Regions from separate parts of the Homo sapiens genome. Here region 2 is linked to region 1. A link is an interaction called in ENCODE POLR2A ChIA-PET data of the cell type or tissue named here. Cell type or tissue: OCI-LY7. All regions are shown on one strand. Links, peaks and the distances in the headings refer to the core of each region. The heading gives the core; the rest is flanking DNA.

Region 1 (2,924 bases), core at 181-2,680:
TACCACGAGAAGGAGGAAGGGAAGCTGGTGAAAAAAAGTATACTTCCAACACCTTTTAGCTTAGCTATTCTCAACTTTCCCATATTACTATAGAGAAGACAGATGTTGTTCACATTTTCGACACATTTCCACGGACACGCTCACAAAATAATATCAGTCGTTGGTAGCTACCCATAATTCTCCCCTTCTCTCTCCCAGAAAGCATACTGGAATGCACATCTATCAACATAATATTATTATAGGGATAATCTGCTGAATTGGCTCTAATTGTTAAACATGTCACTTTCAAACTGTTGGTACTTTTTTATTAGTAATACATTTCTTGTGACTTACTTTGTAATTAATTGTAACACATCAAATGTGTCACACCAATTGTTATTCATTTGTTAGGGGAGGGGTCTTATCACTGGCTTCTAGAGTACTCCCTAATTATGTCTTATTTTGTTCTCTTGGTAAAATTAAGCTCCTTCTTTGAGTACACATTGCTAGGTGACAAGGAGTACTTGTAGGATAATGGGGGATGTCTACTAGGATCAAATAATGCACCAAGCAGATAAGCTACACAGAATATCAGAAAGAATATATATTTTCAATTCAGAACATTCCTATTTTCCCTAATGACTCAAGAATTCTGTTTTCTTTCTTCAGAAAGTTATTGCATAATATTAACATAAAGTTAATTGAGGGGAAACTCAACATTATGGTAAAATCGTCTTTTCTAGTCCCATATTCTCCTATAGTCCATGAAGGGTATTCCTCACCTCACCTTTGTGCATTTCTTGGACAGTGAGGTCAGTAAGAAGTAAACTATTTTATTATGAAAATAATGTATGTTATTAAATTCCTAGCACACTTGGGTAAATTAACAGAGACTAGAACTAGCATTGGAATGAATCATCCTAAAATTCAAAATCCTTTTCTTTAAGACTAAATAAGGGTAGGGCGCAGTGGCTCACGCCTGTAATCCCAGCACTTTGGGAGGCTGAGGCAGGTAGATCGCCTGAGGTCAGGAGTTCAAGACCAGCCTGGCCAATATAGCAAAACCCTGTCTCTATTACAAAAAAAAACAAAAAACAAAAATTAGCCAGGCGTGATGGCGCGCCTGTAATCCCAGCTACTCAGGAGGCTGAGGCAGGAGAATTGCTTGAACGTGGAGGTGGAGGTTGCAGTGAGCCGAGATTGCACCACTGCACTCCAGCCTGGGCGACAGAGCAAGACTGTCTCTCTCTCTCTCTCTCTCACACACACACACACACACAGACTAAATAAGACAGAGAAACTTAAAGCAGCTGATTTTCAGGGGGCATGAAGCTAAGAGATGGTTACTTCAAAAGCTTGAAAAGGTACAACTGTAACAAGCAGGGACAAAGCTTCCTTATTTTGCTTTCATTTCTCCTTTTCCACGTTATTCAGGAGATGTTGCCTCGTTTGTGATGAAAGGGAGTCTGCATTCCCGATAAGACTTAGTGTTGTGCAGCATTCTGGATAAGACTTAGTTGTTGTGCAACTGTTGTGCAAAACATTTGCCTTGTTTTTTTGTTTTCAATCGCTATTGAAATAAATTTGCAAAAAGTGTGCCCCATTTCAGGGCAATTTACAGCTTTGCAAAAATCCAGTTTACAGCTTTGGAATGTCACAGGATGATGTGTAAGTTTATAAAATACCTTAAGTGATACAAGGATAGATTATCTAATGACATGTTCCCCTAATGTATTCAAACACTGTATGTGTTTACAGACTTTTGCATACCAGGAGGAGATTCAAAGAGAAACCTAAGGCTTAAAGCCTCAGAAGCCACTGCCAAGTCATGATGAACCAGAAATGAAGACAAACCATGTAGAATATTATAATTAGGAAAAGTTAATTCAATGAATGTTTATTGATTATTATCTAAATATGTGTTAAGCCACAGTGCAATACAAAGATGAGTAGGACAAGATCCTGTATTTTCAAGTTAGCTAGTGAGATAAAACTATCTTACGTGCTACAAATACAGAATCAGAATTTCGTGGTACAATTTGTATCGTGCAAGTGTAGCTAGAGGGAAGAAGAGTTGGGGTAGTTAGAGAAGGCTCTGAGGAGGCAGTACTTGAAGTGGATCTTGCAGAACAAAGAGGCCAAGGAATGGAGAGAGCCATTCTAGAAAGGAGGCAAGAATGATTGGGCAACTGGGGAGGTCCATGGGACCAGCATGGCTACATCAGAGGCTGAGTTTTCAAAATCTGGGGTTTTGTTTGTTTGTTTTTGTTGTTGTTGTTGTTGTTTGAGACTAGTCTTGTTCTGTCACCCAGGCTGTAGTGCAATGGTGCGATCTCAGCTCACTGCAATCTCCGCCTGCTGGATTCAAGTGATTCTCGTGCCTCAGCCTCCCAAGTAGCTGGGACTACAGATGAGGCACTAATTTTTATATTTTTAGTAGAAACGTGGTTTCACCATGTTGGCCAGACTGGTCTCAAACTCCTGGCCTCAAGTGATCCACCAGCCTCGGCCTCCCAAAGTGCTGGGATTACAGGCATGAGCCATCAGATTGCCTGAGCTCAGGAGTTCAACACCAGCCTGGGCAACACGGTGAAACCCCATCTCCACTAAACTACAAAAAATTGGCATGGAGGCGTGTGCCTGTAATCCCAGCTACTCGGGAGGCTGAGGCAGAGAATTGCTTGAACCAGGGAGGCAGAGTTTGCAGTGAGCCGAGATCGCGCCACTGCACTCCAGCCTGGGCAACAGAGCGAGACCCCCTCTTTAAAACAAAAACAAAAACAAATTGAGTAAAATGCTCAGGAAAGGGATCCAGAGCATGGGGAAAGAGCCTTGGAAGGCAGGGGCGCAGGACTTCATGCAGCAGGCAACAGAAAACATTTCTAGAAAACAGCATGATAAAAATGTGTTTTAGGAGCACAGTTTGGCAGTGATGTGCAGGATGA
Region 2 (2,924 bases), core at 292-2,791, 150 kb after region 1:
GCAACCTCTGCCTCCCAGGTTCAAGCGATTCTCCACACTCAGCATCCCGAGTAGCTAGGATTACAGGCACCTGCCACCATGCCTGGCTAGTTTTTGTATTTTTAATAGAGACAGGGTTTCACCGTGTTTGTCAGGCTGGTCTCGAACTCCTGACCTTAGGCAATCCACCCATCTCGGCCTCCCAAAGTGTTGGGATTACAGGCATGAGCCACCGCACCTGGCCTCTCTTTTAGTTATTTTTTAATGAACAATTATTTTTTACTATAGTCACCCTGTTGTGATAGCAAATACTAGATCTTACTTTTCTTTCTATATTTTGTGTACCCATTAACCATCCCCTCTTTACCCGCATCGCAAAGAATGCATTTCAATCGGGTATATATACCTAGGAGAGGGATTGCAAGGTCATGGGTTTTGGATTATGTACAGCTTTAGTATATATTGCCACCAGCTTTCCAAAGTATGTTGTACCAATTTATACCCCAACCAGCCATACTGCAGGTCTTTGGAACTGTCAAGTCATATATTTATGAGCATATGATTGTGCTGAGCAGAAGTCTGGATAAATAAAAGCCACTGTTAATTCCTGTGACCTTGCTTTAATTTTATAGAAACTGAGCTGCATTGGTTGGTTTCAGGGGATCTATGTACATCCTAAAATACGTATAATATTGCATGTATGTATTTGTGCTTAAGCACATTTGGGGGACAGAAGAACCATAGTTTATACCAGATTCTCAAAGATCAGATTTGGAAAAACTGGTGGCAATATATACTAAAGTAAACATAATGCAATACTTTACGCACACCACCCCCACCCCAACAAAAAAAAAGTTAAAAAGCTTAATAATGACTGCTTTATGGGAGTCCAACAATCAAGAAGCTATTATTACTCAGGAATACTTTGCTTGTTATTAGCAAATACTGTTCCAGGTTGGTGGTGGTCTGTTGACACAGACACCCAGTCCAAACAGCCAGGTTTCCTGTGGTTAACAGAGAAGGATTAGAACTCTTGACTACTTAATTTTCCTTTTATTTCTAGTAGGTTAAAATCTTTTATTAAAATAGCTTCTGGTGTGGGGGGGAATAGCTTCATAATGCTTTTTATAATTATATATTTTCAATAACTATATTTTTAGAATAGATTCATTGCGATTATAATTCACATACCATACAGTATACCCATTTAAAGTGAATAGTGGTCAGGTGCAGTGGCTCACGCCTGTAATCCCAGCACTTTGGGAGGCCGAGGCGGGTGAATCGCCTAAGGTCAGGAGTTCAAGACCAGCCTGGCCCATATGGTGATACCCCATCTCTACTAAAAATACAAAAAGTAGCCGGACGTGGTGGCGGGCGCCTGTAATCCCAGCTACTCCGGAGGCTGAGGCAGGAGAATGGCTTGAACCTGGGAGGCAGAGGTTGCAGTGAGCTGAGATCGTGCCACTGCACTCCACCCGCCTCAGCCTCCTGAAGTGCTGGGATTACAGGCTTAAGGTACTGCGCCTGACCATTTATTTTTATTAACAAATAATATTCCAATGTATGGATATACCATAGTTTATCCATCAATTGATGGACCTGGTAACTATTTTAAATTATGTCTGTATAGAATATAATGTGTCCATAGCAAAATCTATATTTTCCCTCCTAAACCTTCTACTTAAGGCCTCCCCGTCTCAGTAAACAATGTTATCATTCACCTAGTTGCTCAGACCCAAAACTTTGAAATCATCCTTGAGTCTGCAAATGCTGTTGGTGGTACCTTTAAAATAGATCCCACATCTAGCCATTTTCAACCATCTCCATAGCTACTACACCCTAGTCCAAGTCACTGTCATCTCTTACCTGAACTATTGTAAAAGCCTAATTGGTTTCCTGCTACTACTTCCACTCTGGGTCCCCATGGAGCAGCGGAAGGATCAGTTTAATACCTAAATGATTTTGTGTCAGTCCCCTCCTCAACACCATCTGATGGGTGCCCATTACACAAAAAATAAAATCCAAGTTCTTACCATGACCTAAGAAGCCAAAAACAATCTCATCCCTGCCTGCATCTCTTCTCTTATTCCGGCTCTTAGCTACATTGACCTTCTTGCTGTTTCTCAAATACACCAAAAATATGCTTTTGCTTTAGGAGCTTTGGATTTGCTCTTCCCTCTGCCTGAACCAGTTTCCCTCCAGATAACTGTTGGCTCACTCCCCAACCAGATTTCTGCTCAGATACCTCAGGTCTTCCCCCAATCACCCGATCTATGGCCCAAAGTGGTGGCTCACACCTGTAATCCCAGCACTTTGGGAGGCAGATGGATCACTTAACGTCAGGAGTTCAAGACCAGCCTGGCCAACATGGTGAAACCCCGTCTCTACTAAAAATACAAAAATTACTATATATATACCTCTTCCCGCCCAGTCACAAATAGAATAATCTGGGCCCCAGACATTGTGCTAGTTTTTGTGAAACCTCACTCATATTTTACAGGCTGAAAGTTCCACCCTTCCTAATGCTCAGTAATTTAGCTATATCAAGGATAAATGGGCTGGGCACGGTGACTCATGCCTGTAATCTCAGAACTTTGGGAGGCCCAGATGGGTGGATCACCTGAGGTCAGGAGTTCAAGACCAACCTGGCCAACAGGGTGAAACCCCGCCTCTACTAAAAACACAAAAATTAGCCAGACATGGTGGCGCGCACCTGCAATCCCAGCTACTCAGGAGGCTGAGTGAAGGGGTGGCCTGCCCCTCCACACTTGTGGGCATTTCTTGTCAGGTGGAATGAGAGACTTAAGAAAAGAAGGAGACACAGAGACAAAGTATAGAGAAAGAAAAGTGGGCTTAGGGAAGTGGCGCTCAGCATACAGTGGACCCGCACCGGCACCAGTCTCTGAGTTCCCTCAGTATTTATTGATCATTATTGGGCGTTTCTC

What was found. Peaks named below come from ENCODE experiments on the same cell type or tissue, not always from the same donor. Only the 100,000 strongest peaks of a DNase experiment are listed, where the experiment ranks them.
Region 2: POLR2A ChIA-PET joins it to region 1 with 5 read pairs; 4 of 35 experiments call an interaction of 5 or more read pairs at or near these places.

Annotation. Positions count from the first base shown.
Region 1 is chr1:150,786,499-150,789,422 of GRCh38, reverse strand. No RefSeq gene overlaps it. Among named protein-coding and RNA genes, the nearest start is that of CTSK, 20 kb to the left of the region's middle. In OCI-LY7, for the core only: no CTCF peak of the experiment used is centred there; a DNase peak (open chromatin) is centred at 1,292.
Region 2 is chr1:150,635,683-150,638,606 of GRCh38, reverse strand. LOC112268239 (a long non-coding RNA gene) reads right to left here. Exons shown (of 2, transcript XR_007066603.1): 2 at 2,881-2,924. Among named protein-coding and RNA genes, the nearest start is that of ENSA, 7.5 kb to the right of the region's middle. RefSeq lists enhancers at 1-571, 1,716-2,340, 2,341-2,924. In OCI-LY7, for the core only: no CTCF peak of the experiment used is centred there; no DNase peak of the experiment used is centred there; H3K4me3 peaks cover 325 bases; H3K27ac peaks cover 12 bases.